2 separate regions of the Homo sapiens genome follow, and region 2 is linked to region 1. A link is an interaction called in ENCODE POLR2A ChIA-PET data of the cell type or tissue named here. Cell type or tissue: MCF 10A. All regions are shown on one strand. Each heading gives the region's core, and the rest is flanking DNA. Links, peaks and the distances in the headings are about the cores only. Region 1 holds the start of LOC105375061 (a long non-coding RNA gene). Region 2 overlaps TRERF1 (transcriptional regulating factor 1).

Region 1 (10,797 bases), core at 925-8,924:
CAGGGATATCTACAATTCAAAGATCACTTATGGTTCTCTTAGGAATATATTATTCAATTTCTTAAAATGTCTTCCTAATTATGCTTTGCTGTGTCAACATGAACTCTCATCCACATTCCTAGAGCACATCTCAGCTCGCTGGCGGTGGCTGAGGATGGTAGATAGGGAGTAAATGGAATTCAGGATTTACACACACATTCTCTCTCTGCCAAATGCACACATGGATGAGCGTACCTGGAGGACTGGCGAGTTAACTCATTGAACAAATAGTTGCTGAGCACCCGCTATAAATTGCTGTGTACATGTGGGTGATGGTGAGAGGATTCCGAATATTGATAGGTCTCTTCTCAATCCTGGAATTGAATCTGTTCCAAGGCCCCCATATGTCTTTCTAGGTATTAAATTCCTTGGCAGGAAGGAATCATGTACAGCCATCTTTATACACTCTCCTCCCCCTGTATAATACAGTATGGAATAATGGTGGCTCATGAGGATCGACTGACTGAATAAAAGTAGAAAAAAATCTTCCAATTAGGCCTCCAGAAGTAGACTTTAAATTTACAGCACTGGCTAAGGCACACAGTTTCTAGAGGAATAGCTATTTTATTTGGTATAGGTTGTCTAAAGTAAACAGCTAAAATTAAAGTCAAAAACCAAAAAAGGCCAGGCGCAGTGGCTCACACCTGTAATCTCAGCACTTTGGGAGGCCAAGGTGGGTGGATCATGAGGTCAGGAGATCCAGGCCATCCTGGCTAACACGGTGAAACCCATCTCTACTAAAAAAAAAAAAAAAAAAAAAAAAAAATTAACCAGGCGTGGTGGTCTGTAGTCCCAGCTACTCGGGAGGCTGAGGCAGGAGAATCCCTTGAACTCGGGAGGTGGAGGTTGCAGTGAGCCCAAATCGCGCCACTGCACTCCAGCCTGAGCGACAGTGAGACTCCGTCTCAAAAACAAAAAAAATCCAAAAGAGGCCAGGTGCAGTGGCTCATGTCTATAATCCTAGCACTTCAGGAGGCCAAGGCAGAAGGATTGCTTGAGGCCAGGAGATCAACATCAGCCTGGCCAACATAGTGAGACCCTGTCTCTATTAGTTTAAAAACAACAACAACCCCCCTTCCCCACCCCCCCCACCCTCCAAAAGAATCTAGATCAAGGTCTTGAATAGGCATTCCCCACTTAAAGCAAATTTATTTTTGTAAAATTCTGTAAACTTCTGTATGAAATCCAGAATTTGAAAGTTCTTCTATAGTTTTCTGTTGACCATGAAAAGTAAACATACATCACGCCTGTAATCCCAGCACTTTGGGAGGCCGAGGCGGGTGGATCATGAGGTCAGGAGATCGAGACCATCCTGGCTAACAAGGTGAAATCCCGTCCCTACTAAAAATACAAAAAATTAGCCAGGGTGTGGTGGCGGGCGCCTGTAGTCCCAGCTACTCGGGAGGCTGAGGCAGGAGAATGGCATCAACCCGGGAGGCAGAGCTTGCAGTGAGCTGAGATCACACCACTGCACTCCAGCCTGGGTGACAGAGGGAGACTCTGTCTCAAAAAAAAAAAAAAAAAAAAGTAAACATACAGCCAGGTGCAGTGGCTCACACCTGTAATCCCAGCACTTTGGAAGGCCGAGGCGGGCCTCAGACGGATCTCTTGAGGCCAGGGGTTCGAGACCAGCCTGGCTAACATGGCGAAACCTCGCCTCTAATAAAATACAAAAATTAGCCAGGTGTGGTGGTGCATGACCTGTATAGTCCCAGCTACTTGGGAGGCTGACCCGTGAGAATTGCTTGAACCCAGGAGTGGAGGCTTCAGTGAGCTGAGATCATGCCACTGCACTCCAGGCTGGGGAACAAAGCAAGGCTCTGTCTCAAAAAAAAAAAAGTAAACATACTTACTCAAATTTGAAAATGCAGGTTTAAAATGCAAATAAATCGGGGTGGACTTAGAGGAGCTGACCCGTGAGAATTGCTTGAACCCAGGAGTGGAGGCTTCAGTGAGCCAAGATCGTGCCACTGCACTCCAGGCTGGGGAACAAAGCAAGACTGTCAAAAAAAAAAAAGTAAACTTACTTACTCAAATTTGGAAATTCAGATTTAAAATGCAAATAAATCGGGGTGGACTTAAGACTTTGTGGAGGATTTAGTGTAAGACACCTGTATGTCACAGTGTGCTCCCTTGAATCACAGTTTGAGTCATAAGGTTTATGACTCAGTTTGAGTTTATGACACAGTTTGAGTCATAAGGTTTACGAACCCAAGTGGTTCATCCACTGCTTGAATAGCAGAAATGTATGTCCTGGTCTTCGGAGTCGGGGGACACTTTAATAATGATCATTAAATTTGATCAGCCGACTTAAACTTGTTGTCTACGGAAACCAATTAACAGGTAAACTAGCATTTATCCAGCATTGAGAAGTCATAGCAATGGCTAGAAAGAAGAAATATTTAAGCCAAACGAAACGCAAAAGATTAATATTTTATTTTCAGAGCAGCTGATGCAATATTGAATCAGGTTTTCACAAATAAATATGACAGTGTCTGTTTGGTTACATCTCCATTTGATGAATGCCCATCTATAGGAACTGTAATAACTTTCTGAGAGGCTAATGATTAGAATGTGTTAAATAAAATTTCCCTGGTTCCCTTTTTGAAGAAGCATTGTGATAATTAAGAAAAAAAAAAAGCTTATCACTTGGAGGGGAAACAACCTAGAATGCCCCAGTTTCCTTTTTTTTTCTTTTTTTTTTTTTTAAGGAATGCACCTTTTTAGGACAAGTCTATAAAACATCTTTATTTATTTGTTACATATGATGTTTAAATATAACTTTGCTTTCAAGCTTCAAACTTTTTTTAAACCCCTGGTAAAATAAGACTTTTGGTTCACCTTAACAAAAACTGACCTAGGAAGAAACATTTTTAGCAAAATGTTATTATAAAATTCACTAGAAAATACGGTCCTCTTGTTGCCAAAATGTTACATAAAATCCTTATTAAAAATACACACGTTACAAAAGAAAAATTATGAATATGCTATACATAGTGCTTTAATATGGACCAAGGGACTTGCATTCCGGGAAAATACAGTTAAGCACACTAGATATTATGATGTCAACTTATAATAGTGCAAACCTGAATAAATTACATCCTGATATGGAAGGCATGCAATTCATCTGCTGAGAATAGAACATAACGAAGCCAGAACAGGAAGCAATCACAACCACTATTTAAAAATGTTTTCCTTTTTATTACATTAATTTTTTTCAAAAATACTTTTCTTTACAATAGAACTCCTAGAAAATATTTACAACCTTCCTCTAATAAAATATAACAGCAGTTAAATATATTTGAAAATAAGATGGGTTTTTCCATAAAATATATCTGTTAACTTTTTATATACAAGCTTTCTCAAAGAGGTCTAAATTCACTAATGAAAAACCATCTGATAGTAAACAGTAACCGAGTTGAGACATTAACCATTAGGAAGAAAAGATCTTTGGGGTGGGGTAAGGGGAGAAGCTAAAACACAACACATACATGCAGGCAGAATTATTTCAGAAAAAAAAATAAGTGCAACATTGTACTAGGAAGTCCATTCTTTAAGTTGATAGTCAAGAAATACTAATTCAGGAATTTGAACTGTCTCGTTAAGGAGGAGTTCTTTGGTTGTTTCAAGTCAAAAATCCTTATGCTATACTGCATGGAAAATTATAAGTAAGCTGTGCATTCTATTTTTGCCATGGCAACTGAGTTTATTTTTTAATGTTTAAAACTGGAACAGCTGGGCAAATCTCTAAACAGAGGCAATACATTTGCTTTATAAACACTTTTCTGGATGTTTGCTCCTTTGATAGATAAGCTTCCATAGACCCAATAGCAGCACCCTTCTAGGCTTACCCTCAGACACTAAGTGGAGGGCAGTAGTCCCTGGGAGAGACGATCAGCCAAGGATATGACAGCTGTAATGGTTCGGCCACAAAGTTGATGCACACTGCCCAGGCAGTTCCTGACTCACAACTGCTTGGATAAAACAGGATAGCATAACCTTTCTGAAATGGCAGCAAATGAAACTTTTTTCCCCCTCTAAACAAAAGATGTAGGAAAACGCCAAGACCTCTTTGAAAATAGAATGATGGAAAAGAATTTTATTTTTTTTTCTGTCCATGGCTTTCCTGAAGTTCAGAGACCACTGTCTGTGTGGGGCTGCTGTGGCTCACAGCCAGTTCCCCCCCATGAGTGTGTGCTAAATGCTTTTGCAGAGTCAAAGACGTCAGGTCCTACTCTCATGCTTCTGCTGATATTCTCTCTCATGTCAAGCTATGAATGTTGTCAGCAAAGTGGCCCAGCGTGATAGGCACACCTACGTGGAGCTGGGAACCAGCATACCTGGGGTGGGCGATGCCTGAAAACACCGGCCCAGGAAATCACGCTGCATTAACTCCAAAAGGGGAGTTGCATGAAGCAGGATCCTCTCTGTACTGGCGCTGTGTCCCAGCCTGACTTTTGCCCTAACGGTGGGATGGGTCAGTCTGACTCAGCTCAGAAGCCTGGGGCTAAATGGCATTTTTGAAGGATTACAGGTTTATTACCTTCAAGTACAAACAGCAACCCTGCTGACAGGGACAGGAGGAAGCAGAGCAAAGTCATGGAGGTTGGAGAAGTCTAGAAGTGCTTTGGTAAGTGACTTGTGATGAATACATTCATTGTTTGAATGCAAACATTATAGCTAAGGTGTATCTGAAGCCATTTTTGTTGGCCTTCAATGCTATTTGTCTTGTATTTGCTATCGTATGTGTTAGAAAACTATTTCTTATAGCTAACATCAAGGTAAACTTCAGTCCAGCGGATGTGAATTACAGCAAAATCCCAGTGAATGCGGTTTCACAGTACTTCCAAGTGGCACAAAGTAATTTCAGAACTCCACTAATCATTAACAGCGTTGCAAAAAAGAATAGGCTTTTCTGATTTGTTTTTTGGGCAATAGAACACTTTCTGGCATTCTAGGTACTTCAATATGTGTCCTTCAATCACCCTGAAGTGAAAGCAGTCCTGGCAACTTAATATTTGCCTCCAGATGGGTCTCTAGTCAGTTCATGCTGAAACACAGCTCTGCCACCCACAACTTGGAGCTGACCAGCCCCCAGGGAACATGGAAGAGGACAGGACACACCTGTTCTAGAAAACCAGGTCCTCAGTAAACACTGCTGGGAATGAAAGCCTAAAATTATACAGTACTCCATTCCTGTGAACGGGCCAAAGGATGACGGGCAACACAGGGGAAACCTGTTTTCACATTTGGTCATCTCCTCACATGTCGTGTGAGCTGGAGGAGAGCCGTGTAACACGAGGGCTTGCTTTGCCCCTGGAAAGCTGCCCCTAGCATAGTATCTCCAGGCAAAGATGCCATGCTCACTGCAAACTATGGAATGAGGTCAGAACAGAATCAAAGTAACGCTTGATGGGAAAAGTTGGCCCCAAGACCCCAGTACTAAGAGGGTCGCCTGCGTCTCACACACACACACTCACAGCAAGCTTTGGGATAAAAGGCAACCGGGATGGTTGACATCTGAATGCAATGGAACATGAAGGTCAGCTTCAGTCCCTACTGGGAATGATTTCATGAGAAGGTAGCCCAGATGAAACACCTCTTAAAGATAGTTGTGCCAATTATTTATTCCCCCAACCCCCCACAAAAACAAATTTTTTTAAATAAAAGGAAAAGAAATAGGATTTTTTTTTCTAAACCTGAATAAAATGACCACTTTTAAAACAGGTAGTTTAAAAGGGTTACAAAACAAGCAGGCAGTCCAGGTTTCCTGATTAATGAAGATGGAGGCCGTGGGTTTTCACTGTCTCTAAGTGACACACAGGGCTTTATAGTTCTGCGTCACCCTGAAGCAAGACTGAATCTTGATCATCCAAGAGAAGATCGGTGTCCACAACTTCAGCCTCTTCCATGACACCTCCCAACTGCTGGACGACGTCGTCGTCGAGGATGTCCACATCCTTGATGGGTTTGATCAGACTCAGCTGGTCCAGGGGCAGCAGCCCCGGCGCCCCCACGGGCCCCGTAGTCCTCTCAATCGTGGCTGCCATCTCAGCTGCAAAAGCCGCCTTCTGAGCCTTTTGCCTCTGTTGTTCCTCCTGCTGCCTGTGAGTTTTCATGTGTGCATTTCGGCTTTTGATCTTGAAGAAGACTCTAAAAATAAAGAAAGAGAGGTGTGTAGAATTTAGAAGGAGATCTGAGTTCTTGGAAATCCAGGTGTCCTACGGGGAATGGGGGTGTGTGGTCTGACAAAGTCCCTGGCTGCTCGGCTTCTAGGACCTCCTTCCCCTGTGACCTGTCACCTCTCTTCCTTCCTCTCCAAGCATTACAAGGAAAGGGATGGGGACAGAACACACCTACTGTGCCTCAGGCTTCCTTCCTGTGACAATGGAGGAGGAATTCTCAAAGGCCTCCTGTCCACCTGGAGTCTGGAGCACAGGCTCTTTCTCCTCTTTCAGCCTCCCCCTTCTCCTCATCACTGACCATGCCCTCTCCACTGGAGAATCTTCTAAATCATGCTAACAAGCCCTGATGGTCCCCATCATGAAACAACCCACCATCTGCCTCTGGCCTCTGTCCCTGTTCCTCCACAGTTGAAAGTTGTTGGTTTTGTTGTTGTTGTTGTTGTTGTTTTAAATAGAGACAGGGTGTCTCTCTATTGCCCAGGCTGGAGTGCACTGGTGTGATCACAGCTCACCATAACCTTGAACTCCTGGGCTCAAGTGATCCTCCCACCTGAGCCTCTCGATTAGCTAGGACTACAGGTACATACCACCATGCCTGGCTAATTTTTAAATATTTTGTAGAGATGGAGTCTTGCTATGTTGCCCATGCTGGCCTCGAACTCCTGGCCTCAAGTGATCCTCCCACCTTGGCCTCCCAAAGTGTTGTGATTACACGTGTGAACCACTGCGCCCAACCCACGGTCAAAATTCTTGAAGGATCTGCCCACACGCACTTGGTGGATCTCTTTTTTCTCTGCTTCTTCCTCTCCAAGTGGACTGTTGTCCTCTCCCTGTCAACCCAATTGCTCTTCTCGAGGTCACTGGTAACTCTGTGTGGCCAAATTCAGTGGCCCCTGTCTTTATTGTACTTGACTTCTGAGCTACATCTACTACTCCCTTTCACTTAAGGCCCCTGCTTTGTGGCCATGATATTATCATAATGGCTACACATCCTCCAACACAGAGGACACTCCCTCTTCGCCAAGCAAGGAATTGGCAGACTTGAAATGCCAACAGTGCTGAGGTTGAGAAACCCGGGGATAAAATGATATATTGCTGGGGTTAATTCTTTAGATGAGAGGTCTGCAAACTATGGTCAGTGGGCCAAATCCTGACTGTTTTTGGGAATAAAGTTTTATTGGCACATAGCCATGTCTGTTTATGCAATGTTGATGGCCGTTTCTGTGCTGCAATGGCACAGCTGAGCAGTTATGATAAAGACAGTAAACGGCCCACAAAACCTCAAATATTAACTATCTGGACCTTTTTCAGAAGAAGCGTGCCCAGGTGTGAGACTGTTTATGGAGAGGGGGTGGCATAATACTCTTTAGTCACTTCTGAGCTCATGAAGGAAAAAACAAAACAAAACAAAAACACACACACAAAACACCTGGTTTCTAAGGCCTGAGTCCAACGGGGCTGATAAATCACAATTCTGCTTGGACACACTGAAAATGGTTAAATGTAACAAACATAATTTCAGCACCTCTAAGAGGTATTTTGTGAACATTTGCCTAATGTTATTTTGAGTTAGGAAAAGCCACAGAAACCATTTGTATTTTCCATGAAATCATAACTGGATTTCTGGTAGAAAAAGTTTCCAAGCAACGTAAGACTCCAAAAAAAAAAACATTTAATAGATGCTACTGAGACATGGCTGGGAAACATGAAATACTGATTTTTTTTAAGTTAAATCATCCTCTGTCTCCACCTGGTGGAATGTAGCGTTGTAGCCTGTTTGAGCCTAATGAGTGGGTGGTGCTAGCTCCTCTGGGGGAAAACTGGCAAGACCCTGATACCCTGATGCTGCCACTCCAGGACAAATAAGCGGGAGATCACTGAGAGTCAGCTGAGGGTGGTTCCATCATTATTTCAATTAAAAAAGCCTTAAGATCAATCCAGGGGCCCATTTCTTCCATGGTGCACCAGTGTGTGGTGGGTGGTGATGTTAAAATGACATCATGGCCAGCTTGGAAGGACAGCAGGGTGTGGAGGAGACCCACACCGAATCCCATCTCTCCCATCCCTGTGCTTCATGGGGGGAAGTGATCTGCTAGTTCCAGTTCACTTTGGTGGGTGCCATCAAGCTGGGCTTAATCAGACGCAGCATGGCATAGAGCCAGGAGCACAAGGCCAGGCCAGCCTGCATGGTGTGAATCCCCACTAGGCTGCTCGCTGTGAACTGCAACAGGGGCTTCACTTTTCTGTGCCTCAGTTTCTGCCTGTAAAAAAGAAGCTCCTAAAAGTACCTGCCTCATAGGGCTATTTTAAAGATTAATCAGTACATGTGCTATGGGTTGAATGTGTCCCCCAAACAGCACATGTTGAAAACTGAATCCCTAATGCAGCTATGTTGGAAGGTGTGGCCTAATGGGAGGTGTTTCAGTGACGAGGGCCTCACCCTCATGAATGGATTCATGCCGATTATAATAGGGTATGAGGCTGCAAGTTCAACCTCTTGCTCTCTCTCCCCTCTCTTTGCCCTTCCACAATGGGATGACTTAGCAAGAAGGCCCTTGCCAGATGCAGGCCCCTTGACCTTGAACTTCCCAGCCTCCAGAACTATAAGAAATAAATTTATTTTCTTTATAAATTATCCAGTCAGTGATATTCTGTTGTAGCAACACAAAACAGACTAAAACATGTAAAGAATCCTTTAAAACAGTGCCAGGCACATAGTTAGTACCTGATAAACAGCAGTTACTATTAAGTTGCCTGCTCTACTCTATGAGGATGTATAAGTAGAGGTCCCACCTAGCCTTGCTGATGTAACTAGGGATGTTTTCGTGGTAGAGTTTCAGAAACCACTTGGGCAGCATCTCTCCCAGGTAATACTCCTTTTCATGCTCGAGGCACTAGGAATTATGGGAAGAGGAACTCAGCAAGGCTCCTAAAGGATGTAATTCATAACAATGTAGTACCCTTCCAGTCAGGTGGACTCATTGAGAAGTACACTGGAATTCTCTACTGGAGGCTGTGGGAGGGAATCACCCATCTTACCATCAATGGCATTTTCTACCTAAAGCAAAAAACAAAGTAAACCAAAAGGAAAGAGCAGTGGTCAGAAGCCCAGGTCTGCATTCGGACAAAACTGGGTTCAAATCTCAGTTCTGCTCTTTACTGGCACTGTGATTTAGGTCAAGTCATTTTACCTAATTTTTAAACCCTTATTTGTAAAACAAAGATAAAAAAACAGTATCTGTATCACATGGAGTTTCTATGTAAGGATTAAGTGAGCTCACACACATAAAGCATGTAACAAAGTAAATGCTCAGTAAATGTTAGCTATTATAATTACTATCTCGTTACTTTTTTTCTTTAGCTGTTGTTGTTTTTTAAATTATACCTAAAAGGGGAGGATAACAAATAGGTTTTATTTCATGTGTCAACTCTGATTAATTGGTTGTGCAGCTTGAAGCATGACAACAAAAAGTAATTGAGGCTTTGTCTTAAAGTGATAGCAAAGTGTGGTGATTGATTAGTGATGTCTGCCTTAGTCACAGAAGTAAGCGAAGGTGGTAGGATTACCCTGTATGAGCCATCTGTGTTACAGAGAGTTCCTGATTAGATGTTGTAGAGCCATTCTCAAATCATTCAGCGGGGATCCAAACAGAGTAATGCTAGTGAACATAGCTTGGGTGTGAAGGGAAGGAGTGGGAACCAGAGTCCCACCTGCCATTCCTGGGAAAGAGTGAAGTTTTGTAACTTACAGGTTCACTCTCTGAAGATATCCATCCTTACAAGGCTCTAAGATAACAGAATGGCCATATTCTGAGTCTGCAACAGGACTACATACCCATCCCAAAGATGACACGAAGAAGAGTTTTGAGGTCTAAGTTCTTTTTTCTGATTGAAGAAACCTCAGGCCATCCTGGCCCAGCTCCCATAGAGCGACTACCCATCATGAACTCAGATTCAGTCCCCGGTCCCCTGCACCTACTTGCCACACTCCTTGCAGGGGAAGATGGTGGTGGGGTCTGTCTCGCCGCTGGTGGTGCTGTGAGAGGGTGAGCTCTTTACCGAACAGTACCCACTCTGGGTGCCACCAGGCTTCTGCTTCCCAGAGGGGATGGCACCTCGGGCCTTGGTCACCTGGTTGGTGCCCCCGTGGATGCGGGCATGGCCATTCAGTGCCTGTCGGGAGCTGAACACCTGGGGAAGAAAGGGAGTGACATGACATCTACAGTCCTGAAAAGGAAATTAGGGTTATTAGTTACTCAGTGGTAAACATGGAATACTTGAAACTGTCTAATGACAGGGCACAAGGGTTTTATATAAGCAAACTTTGGGCATATGCTACAAAAGGTAAAGATCAAATACCACAACCACAGATCCTGTGCCAATCAAAACCTCATCACTGCTACAATCAGAAGAGAAGAAGCGACGTGGCACAGGATAAAGAATAAAGCTACTGTCTAGAAGTCAAGACGTCAGGGGTTTGGACCCAGCTCTACTATAACTAAAGCTGTTGGGCCATTTCCCTTCTGTATACTTTATTTTTTTCCATCTGAGGAATGAGAGGGCTGGACCAGCT
Region 2 (10,797 bases), core at 892-8,891, 180 kb after region 1:
TGTGAGACTGTGGAAAGAACATACTCTTTGGAATCAGAATTGTGTTAGAATCCTGATTGTCACTCAATGGAACCCACCCCAGAGGAAAACCTGCTTTCACTGGATCCAGTCGTCTCCAAAGAGGAGTCACAGGACCTGCATCTTTTGTGTGGAGAAAAATACTCCTGGTCCCAGTCACAGACCATAAACCTAACCTCAGCCAGCTACACCCTAAATGCAGCACCACTATTACACAATGGAGAACCAAGCACAGGGGTCTCGTACGGCTCCATGTGATACAACCCAAATGACAGCTGATGACAGCTGCGCAGCCCAGCATGCAAACACATGCCAAGAAGGAGGAGTAAGGCAGCTAGATAATAACAAATATAACTATCCTGTGAGGTGGGGCGGGGGCAGCAGTTTCACCCCATCTCATTGTGAGGGGCTTTCCTTTGGCACAAGCATTCACGATTGCTTGACACTGGCTTGCTTATTGGGGGTACACCTGGGGATGCAGTTGCAAACAAAACACAACCTTTCCCCAACCCCAATCACCCACCACCACCAGGGCCCATGCCCTTAGAAGGGCAGTAAACATTGGCTGGAGGAACAGCAGCATCCTTGTGAGACTGTGGGTTCCAGAAGCAAGGGGGCTCCACTCTAGGACAATCACCTCCCCACAAAGCTGGGGATGGGAGAAGACGAGGACTCACGGAGAAGACACCAGCAATAAAAAAGGAGGCAGGTGTAATGGGTGTCCAGCCATGGCAACCATTATCCTGAATGTCCCCAAAGTCCCAATGTCAAATAGTCTGTCACCACCACCCCCATAAACACTGGCTGTGTCCCAGACAGCACCACATTTCAGAATCTCAAATAGATGTTCTTGACAGGTCTTGCTCCCAAGGAAGACACAAGATTGTCTAGGAGACCCGAGTCCCAACTGGGGCCTTGGAAAGGACAGAATTCACCACCTCTTCTGCTTCACTGGCCAGAGAAAGGTGGAGGGGTGTGAACTAAACTGCAGGGGCCCCTGGCCATCCTCCCAATGCACCAGAAAAGCACGGCCCTGTCAAAGCATCCGGGGCCAATCATTTGAGAAGCCTTTGAAGAGGAGGGCACAGGCCACAGAGGGTGGGAAGGGCAGGTATTCTATGGGGGCCAGCAGCAAATACCTCAGTGGAGAGGCAGCAACCAGCCAAATGAGTACAGAGGCCAATCTGAGATACTGAATTAATTACCATAAAAAACCAGGCCGTCAACTACCAGTTACCCAGAAGGACTATCTCAACACCCTTCTTTTCACCAAAGGCTCCCTTCACCATCCGTGCTCTCAAAAGAAAAGATTCACAACACTTCTCATCATTACAATTAACACCTTTTCAGCCCTACTATGCTGTAGGCCTACACCAGGTACTTTAAATATCTCATCAAATGCTTAAAACCACCCAATTCAGGAAAATTGTTATTATCCCCATTTTACGGATGAGGTAACTGAGGCCGAGAGGCTACATAACTTAACCAGAGCTCCAAGGCACAGATAAGCATACAGACATGCACAAAAAGATTTTATCCGCCCCACCAGATTTCAAACTCCATGAGACCCCCAGGCCCTGCCTCAGAGCCTGCTTGCAGAGAACCTAGCTCCCAGTTTGGTGCCAGCATGGATGGGGCACTCCGTGGGTATCTCTCCAGCCACTTACCACTCTCCACACCCTGCCCAACCCCGCCCCACCTGCAAGAGGGAACATGCTGTGCCTGGGAGTCTTGTCTTTTCAGTTCTTCACAACTGAGTTCATCCCCAAAGATTGAAATGCCTCAAGCCCTGTGTACCACTGGAGACCAAATGGAACTTCACGGATTCATTTCTTGAAAAGAAAACCACCACCTGCAGGCAGACAGGAGCCAACTACATTTCTACTTAAGGAAAAAGGTCTTGGGCTTTGAAGCATTCCTCTCAGCAGCCGATAACGAAGAAATAAGAGTGGGTCCTTTTATTAAAAATTAATATTTTACATAAAAACAAAACAGATGCAACATAAACCTCTAGTCTAGAAGCAAGTAAACACCAATTTGCACAGACTTGTTTAGTTGGCTCCAAAATGTGCCTTCCACTGTTTGGAGACCAAAATTAACTTCCAGTAGTAAATTTAGGAATGAAGAAGTTAAGATGGCTATGGACCCTCACCCAAGACCTTGGTACTACTTGGGACCATAAAAAGGATTTTCTATGTCTTTTTAGACCCCTGAGGCTGGGTTGCCTGTATTGCAGAGGGCCCTGTCAGTCCCAACTGGCATGCATCTGCCGGGCATCTGAAAGCTTTACAGTAAATGGTGACTCATCTATTGCAGCCACCATAGGTACCGCTAATGTAATAAGCTGAAGTTTGTTCCATCCACATGAAAGAGAAACACCGGGTGCAGGGCTGTGAGCCTGACTAAAACTGAGACCCCTGTTCACCGCTACTCGTCAGCATCTAGCTGCAACTCAAACTGTAATTACCCAGCTCTTAGGGACTGAAGGCAGGGGGAAGGGGGGTTTCTAAGGAAGGGTCACATCCATAAACACAGAACTCACTTCTTATAAGTCATTTCTTTTGTTATTGTTGTTGATTTGGTTATTACCAAATGTCTACCCTTCTGAATTCTTATAAAGTCATTTCTTATCAAGCTAAGTCTCCCCATGTGGTCACTTATTCAACAAATATTAACGGAGCACCTACTACATCAGACACCATGCTAAGTGCCAGATACACAAAGGTGAGCAAAACAAGATCGAATGCTGCCCTCATGGAGATTCTAAGTCCGGACTAGCTGCTTTACATACCTTTTCTCATTTAATAGATCCATCTTACAGATGAGAAAACTGACGCTAGGAGAGGTCAGGGAAGTCACCCAGGGTCGCACATTAATTAAGTGGGGAGCCTGGACTCACACCCGCTTCTGTGGCACCCTGAAGGTGAGGCTCTCAGCCACCAAGTTGCTGACAAAGAGAGAGGAGCGAGGTCCAGTCCCTGTTCTGAGGAAGCTGGAGCCTAGTTAGGACAGGGACAATAAAGAAAGTATTGGGGTGCAAAAAAGAAAGTACTGGGGTGCTCACAGAGAGGGAGCGGCTCACGAGACAGAGACAGCAAACCTCAGCTGGGGTAGATTCTGGACATCTTCCCCAAAAAAGGCCATGAAAGTGGGAGGGAAATAAGGCCCAAAAAAGCAGGTAAAAACGAGGCTGGTGCTAGGTTGTCTCCCAAAAATTCACGGCCACCTGGAATCTTAGAATGTGATTTTATTTGGAAATAGGGTCTTTGCAGACATAGTTAGTTAAGATGAGGTTATACTCATCTTAAGCTCACCTAATCCAATGACTGATGCCCTTATTTATAAAAAGAGAAAATAGCGACACACACATACACACACACTCACGGAGAATGCCACGTGACAATGGAGACAGGGATTGCAGTGATGTTGCTACAAGCCAAGAAACACCCAGGATCGCCAGCAGCCACCAGGAGCCAGGAGAGAGGCACGGAGCAGTTTCTCCCTCAGAACCCCTGGACGGAACCAACCTTGCCAATACCTTGATTTCAAATTTCCAGAACTGCAAGAGCAGACATTTCTGTTGCTTTGAGTCATCCGGTATGTAGTACTTTGTTTCAGCAGCCCTAGAAAGCTAAGACAAGGCAAGGTCCAGGCAGGCTGTGCACATTGTGTTAAGGAGTTTGTACTCCACCCTGCAGGTGTGGGGCAGATTGTAAGCAGCAGAATGGGATACATTCCAGAGCGCATTTTGTAACCGGAGCTTATATCCTTCAAATCTATGGTCTCCAGTCCTAGAGCTGTTAGTGTCCTCCAGGGCTTCATTGTCCACTGTCCATGCTTTCCCTGCCCACATTCTTCTTGCTGGGCTCATCCGCACTGACAGACTTGAAATTCCATGAGACCCCCCCCAGGCCTTGCCACAGAGCCCGCTTGCAGAGAACCTAGCTCCCAACTTGGTGCCAGGCATGTATGGGGCACTCCGTGGGTGCCTCTCCGGCCACTCACCACTCTGCCTGACCCCACCCCACCTGCAAGAGGGAACATGCTGTGCCTGGGAGTCTTGAGTACTAGACTCAAGTACTAGAATCTGTTTGCAGATGGTGCCCGACTCCAGCCAGGACATTCTTCTGAGCAGATGCCTCTAACTGTAGTTCCCATGGGTTTCTCAAGCTCAACATGTCAAAAGGTAATCTCAGCTCAACATCTTTCACCTTATTTCTCTTGGGTTCCTCCTCATCTTTGTCAATGGTGCCACCAAGCATCCAGTAACATGCTAAAAGCTGGGGGTCACCGTAGACTCCCCTGCACACCTCCACATCCAGGGAACTACAAAATTATCTCTCCATTCTAGTCCTACTTTTTCACTCCATAGCACAATTCTAATCATTTCCTCTCTGGATTCTTGCTGTGGCCACGTGATGCATTTTCATTCCTCTAAGACTCCCCCTTTTCTCCCCTACCCCCACCCCAATCCAGCCGTCTTGAATGTGAAGCCAATGCTGACTCCAAGAAGCACGGCTTTCAGAAAAGCTACCTCCAGCCCACTGCACCCAGCCTGAGGGCCTCTGGTGATTCACAGGCCTTAACCCTGTCAGGAGCCCCACCCAACCTCATTTCCTTATCCTCTCACCCCAGCAGGATACTCTCCTCCTGCCTCTTGATCCTACCGTCTAACCGCTCTCTGTGCCGATTCCTGCTTCCTATCAGAGCTAAGCAAGTGCAGAATCCAAGGCCCTAAGGAGCTAATACCTCAGGGCTGCTGCTTTCTCTTACTAGGAAACTCTCACTTTGGGTTTTCTTTGTGTTCATCAAAAGAGAACAGTTCTCATTTGCAGGACTAAGAGAATTCCTCTTGCCTAAGGGTGGGACAGGGAGATTGAAGGGTCACTAAAAGTTTTACATATTTAGTCAAAGCTAATATACCCACCCCCAGGCTACAGTCAGCAGATAGGTCAGTTTCTCAGGGGGCTGGATAGGGTTCAAAGTTGCAGACCAGTGTAACAGCAACCACCACTTACAGCTGTGCTCCAGAACTCTGGGTATTATTTAATCTTCACGGTAACCCTACCAAACTAGGTGCTGTTATCACTGCCACTTTATAGACAGAAAAGTGAGGCATTAAGGGTTAAGTACTCTGACTCAAAGTCTTACAATTGGGAAGGGAAAAGGCAGCAGTTAAGGACCATCCCAGCTGTGTTCCAGTGAGGTCACTTACAAGGAAGGGAGGGAATTTGGTTCACACAGCCTTAAGATGCGAGGCCCCAGCACACAAGGTTATACTGATGTGTGCTCAGGGATGGAGACAGAATTTGAATCTCCTCCTGTGGGACTCTCTAGGCCTCCATTTCCTTATCTGAAAAACAAGAATGATTAGCCCCACCCAGAAGAGTTATTGGGAGGATTTAAATTAGATGATGTACGTTCAATTACAAAGCAAAATGCCTGGCACACAGAAGGTGCTGCTTCAAACTGAAAATAGACGGGTCTGGTGCGGTGGCTCACACCTGTAATCCCAGCATTTTGGGAGGCCGAGGTAGGCAGATCACCCGAGGTCAGGAGTTCAAGACTAGCCTGGCCAACATGATGAAACCTTGTCTCTCAAACAAATACAAAAATTAGCCAGGCATGGTGATGCACATCTGTAGTCCCAGCTACTTGGGAGGCTGAGGTGGGAGGACTGCTTGAGCCTGGGAGGTGGCAGTTGCAGTGAGTTGCGATCACACCATTGCATTCTATCCTGGGCGATAGAGCCAGACCTTGTCTCAAAAAAAAAAAAATTAAAAAAATTAAAAAAAATAAAAAAAAAATAGGGAAGGGGCAGAAGATCAAGACAGAGAGAAGCAGGCAGGGGGAAGCAACTACCTGCCCCTGTGGAGTACAGGGAAAGTGTTACTGACCCACCATGCAACAAAGCCCATGACACAGAAGCACCGTCATTTCCAAGGGGCAAGAATCCTTTGTGATCACAAAAATAACAAGAGCAGCAGCTAGTGTGTATGGAAGACCTGGAAAGTTCCAAGCACTTTCCAGATACAACTCAGTTAGTCCTCCTCATATCCCTAGGAGGTAAGTTAGTCATCCTCATTTTACAGAGGGAGAAACTGAGGCTCAGAAAAGTTGGCTGACTTGGTCACAGTTATGGAGGCTGGCAGCTGTAAAGCTGGGACCTGGCCCCAGGTGACTAACTCCAGGTCCCACATCCTATCAACTGCTTCCCGAAAATCAGTCAGACCCCCTTCCTGGTTCCTGACCTTCCTCTTCCCTCTTCATCTCAGAATCTTCTTGCCCTTCACCCTCTTCTCTTCTGCCCCTCTCCTCACTCCACGGAAGAAGATGAACTCTGGCCAGTGCCGATGACTCCTCTTGTTGAAAGGGCATTGGTACAGAGGAAGGACCACAGGCAGAGCAGGCAGAGGCCTCTGTCCTGGACCCAAGTCAGCCCAGAAAGGAGCTCACATCCCAGTCCCTGCACACCCCAGTTCCCTCAGCTCACAGGTTGCAATCGGGCTCCAATGAGTTAACAGACCTGGGTATGTCCAGTATATCCTAGACGACTGCTCAAATCTACCTAATGTCTTCTGGAACCTTCCTCAACAAATGCTGCCTCTCTCCGGCATCCCCCATACTGCATCTTAGCCAGTCACTAGCCCCTTGCCCTGAGTGGCCCCAATGTCCCTCGTCTTAAAAACAGCATCCCTGGCCTTGCTGCCTTCTCATGACACTTACCCCCCACCCCCCTCCTCCCCAGCCTTTGCAGGGATTTGTGTAACCACTCCCTCTGGATGTACAAGCTCCCCAAAGGCAGGGACAATAATCCACATTCCCTATGGGATCCTGCATTGTGTCTGTTTTGGCATGCATCCAGGGGAAACCTTGACAAATAGTAACTGAAAAGCACAAAGAACATTTAAGCATTACATCTTAGGTCATTCTCACAACAAACCAGGGAGACACAGAGGTTATTCCCATTTCAACATGAAGAAACAGGGGCTTGGGCTAAGAAGCTCAAGGTCATCTAGCTCCCAAGTAAAGGAACTCAACACTAGAATTCATTAGTTATGCCCCAAAGTGTCCTAAACACACCAGATAAGTGGCTGGCCTCCTTTCCTTCCTGCTTTTTCCACAAACCAGGCTTACAAAAAGTTTCAACTGCATGGTAAATCTAAGTCTGCTCAACAAAATGCTCTCTTTAAGTCTCTGTCTTCTCCTCTTAGGCCACATCTCCAGATCTGAAATGGAAAGGGCACATATTTATTTGCTGGGGGCTGCAGTCTCTTTTCACCGTTATTCGCAATGACTCTGTTGGCTGCCCTGTTTGGGGCTGTGTTTGTCTGTCTGCCCGTCTCTGTTGTCACGCTAGTCCTGGATCTGCCCCCAAACTACAGACATTCTGCAGAGATGGGACAAAACGAGGGAGAGTGGGCAAGGGGCTCCAGGATTCCATAAAACCGGCTCGACAAAGAGAATGCCTGCTCAGAAGTCAAGAACTCCTGTGATCTAATTTGTGGGTGTCACCATTACCTCCTCTCAGGGTGGAGACTGGGAGCTTGAGAAGAGAGATGTGACTTGTCCAAAACCACATGATAACGTAGTGACTCAAATCCAGCTCCATGTGGAAGACTTCCCAGTGCCGTCTCTCCACCGCAACGCATTTCCTCTTTTTACTACAGAATTTCCCCCCTCCTTTCTTCTTTTAAAAACCAACATTCCATGACATATTTACAATTTTACAGAGAAAAAAAAAACCTAATCAAAAGTACATCAAATAAGCCCTATACCTGTCCAGATTCTTATGGACGTGTGCGCACAGATATTTACCAGGTCATCATCAGCACAGGTAAGCGATTCCATATTCTTGTCGCACTTAACTTTGCTCTGTCTATCTCGTATCAAGTGTTTGAGTTCTCCACTGTATTGTTTTCACAGCATTTGCCTAACTATTCCCTAATTACCTGCATTTGGTAAAGAAAAAAGAAAGTGAAACACCTTTGTATCTCTCAGTTTATGATCCAGGCTTCATACAAAATGATGTGTTCCTATGCCTGGGTTATTTCACCAATATAGTCTAAGTATTTGCCTTAAAGAACTTCATCAGTTCTGTGCTTAACTTTGATAACATGTCTTATCCATTGGTTTATTACAACTGTTTCCCTCTTCCATTAACTTCGCTATATAAATAAATATATATATATATATATGTGTGTGTGTATGTATATATACATACACATGTGTGTGTATGTATATATACATACACATGTGTGTGTATGTATATATACATACTCATGTGTGTGTATATATATATATACATACACGTGTGTGTGTGTGTATATATATATATATATCTTTTTTTTTTTTTTTTTTTGAGAAAGAGTCTCACTCACTCTGTTGCCCAGGCTGGAGTGCAGTGGCGTGATCTCGGCTCACTGCAACCTCTGCCTCCCGGGTTCAAGCGATTTTCCTGCCTCAGCCTCCCGAGTAGCTGGGATTACAGACATGTGCCAACACACCCGGCTAATTTTGTATTTTTAGTAGAGATGGGGTTTTGCCATGTTGGCCAGGCTGATCTCCAACTCCTGACTTCAGGTGATCCACCCACCTTGGCCTCTCAAAGTGCTGGGATTACAGGCATGAGCCACCGCACCCTGACATCCTTTAACATGATTTTATTATTTTTATCTTATAGATTTTATTCCTTTATAGTTGAACACATCTCATTCCATTAATGATCATTTTTATGGAATTTTCAAACACATTTGCTCTCGAGGAAAAAATACCACCTGCTTCCTCTGAGTTTTAAGAGTTTGTAAAACTAACTTTTTAATACATCTAAAATTTATAACATATGATGTGAGATATAAATCTGAGTTCACTTTTTCCACACTGTTATCTAGTTTTTCCCAAGAGCTATTTATTGTAAAATTATTTCTTTCACTATTGTTTGCCTCTCCAAATTTGTCATATATAAATGTCTTCCAGGTCAGGCGCGGTGGCTCATGCCTGTAATCCCAACAATTCGGGAGGCTGAAGCAGGAAGATAATTGAGCCCAGGAGTTCAAGACCATCCCAGGCAACATGACAAAATCCTGTCTCTACAAAAAATTAGCTGGGCATGGTGGTGTATGCCTGTAGTCCCAGCTACTCAAGAGGCTGAGGTGGGAAGATTGCCTGCGCCCAGGAAGTTGAGGCTGCAGTGAGCCGTGATCACGCCACTGCACTCCAGCCTGGGTGCAGTGAGACCCAGTCTCAAAATAAATAAATAAATAAATGTCTTCCATTCATTTAGATCTATTTATTGTACTGATCTTCCATTTTCCTGCTTTATCCTACTATTGTACAATTTTAATAACTACTGCTTGCCTGCCTTGTTTGCTTAGAGAAGTCTTGCTCCTAAAAGATTTTCAAAACATCCTTTGATATGCATGTCCACCAATTTTTCCTGATTATTATTATAATTATCATGTTCTTGCATTATGAAGTATTTCACTGGAATTTTAAATGCCAAAAGGGCATGAAATCTAGGCATAAACTTTGGAATGCTGACCCTTTAATGCTTTAATTTCTGATCAGAAGCAGCCATGTAGGATTTTGTAATTTTCTTTGAATAAAAATTGTGTCATTTGCAAACAGCGATATTTTTATCTCTTCCTTCCCTATACCAATCCCTCTAGTTTCTCTTTGTTCCTATATTGTTATGACAAGCATCTGTTAAACTATGTTAAATAAGAGTAGAGATAAGGGGCATTTTGGTTTAGTTCCTGTTTTTCAGGGCACACTTCTAGTATTTCCCCACTCAGTATCTGCAGCCCCTGTGTAAGGATTGCTACACGGTTATACACAAACAGGCTCTTTATCCTACATAGGGGTAAATCCCCCAACACACCTATTTTTTTACTCTTCTGATGCTTTATAATGCATATGTAATTATTTCCAGTATTTTTCTACATCCACTGAGACCAAATTCATTCATCCATCAAACATTTGTTGACTGATTATATTTCAGGCACCGTGCTGAATAATAGGTATTCCGATTTTTATGATTTCTTTCTATTAATATTGGCCTCTCTGTGTTGAATCAGACTTATATTCCTGAGACGAGCCTTGCTTGGTGATATTTCAAGACTCTTTTTTTGAGACAGGGTCTCACTCTGTCACCTAAGCTGGAGTGCTGTGGCATGATCAGGGCTCACAGAGTCTCAGCCTCTGGGGCTCAAGCAATCCTCCCACCATGCGATTCCTCCCAAATAGCTGGAATCACAGGTATGCACCACTGTGCCTGGCTAATTTTTTTTTTAACTTTCTGTAGAGATGGGGTCTCACTATGTTGCCCAGACTAGTCTAGAACTCCTGGGCTCAAGCAATCCTCCCCTGTCAGGTTCCCAAAGGGCTGGGATTACAGGCGTGAGCCACTGTACCTGATCTCAACACTCATTTTTTAAAGAGCCCATTCAGTGACCATAAAATTCATCTGGAAAAATTAATAAAGAATACTGAGATATCAACCTCCAAAACCCAAATCAAACATCTCCTCTGTGAAGCCTTCCCAAACCTCACCTTTATTTTTTTACCCTCGCCTTTCTGAAGTAGAGTTGGAGGCTCCTCAGTCCCCCCTCCCTCCATCACCACATTCATTTAACACAGGGACTGTAATGCAATCAATCAATGGCCATGTGTCTGATTCCCCTCAGGACTCAGTGCCCTGAGGACAGAGACATGGTATATCACCAGGGCTAACTACTATGGCTACTGGATGGTAGATGTGCAATAAACATTTCCTAGTTA

What was found. Peaks named below come from ENCODE experiments on the same cell type or tissue, not always from the same donor. Only the 100,000 strongest peaks of a DNase experiment are listed, where the experiment ranks them.
Region 2: POLR2A ChIA-PET joins it to region 1 with 43 read pairs; 3 of 35 experiments call an interaction of 5 or more read pairs at or near these places.

What each region holds. Positions count from the first base shown.
Region 1 is chr6:42,222,478-42,233,274 of GRCh38, forward strand. TRERF1 (transcriptional regulating factor 1) reads right to left here. Exons shown (of 18, transcript NM_001395490.1): 17 at 10,204-10,451; 18 at 2,454-6,192. The coding sequence ends at 5,868. It overlaps LOC105375061 (a long non-coding RNA gene), which reads left to right and starts at 2,262. Exons shown (of 4, transcript XR_001744122.2): 1 at 2,262-2,382. RefSeq lists an enhancer at 2,030-2,109. In MCF 10A, for the core only: a CTCF peak has its summit at 7,974 (motif pointing left); DNase peaks (open chromatin) are centred at 2,214 and 4,544.
Region 2 is chr6:42,400,013-42,410,809 of GRCh38, forward strand. The region is part of intron 2 of TRERF1 (transcriptional regulating factor 1); the gene reads right to left. Among named protein-coding and RNA genes, the nearest start is that of TRERF1, 47 kb to the right of the region's middle. RefSeq lists an enhancer at 2,539-2,588. In MCF 10A, for the core only: a CTCF peak has its summit at 3,497; DNase peaks (open chromatin) are centred at 2,319, 3,689, 4,609, 7,569 and 2 weaker places.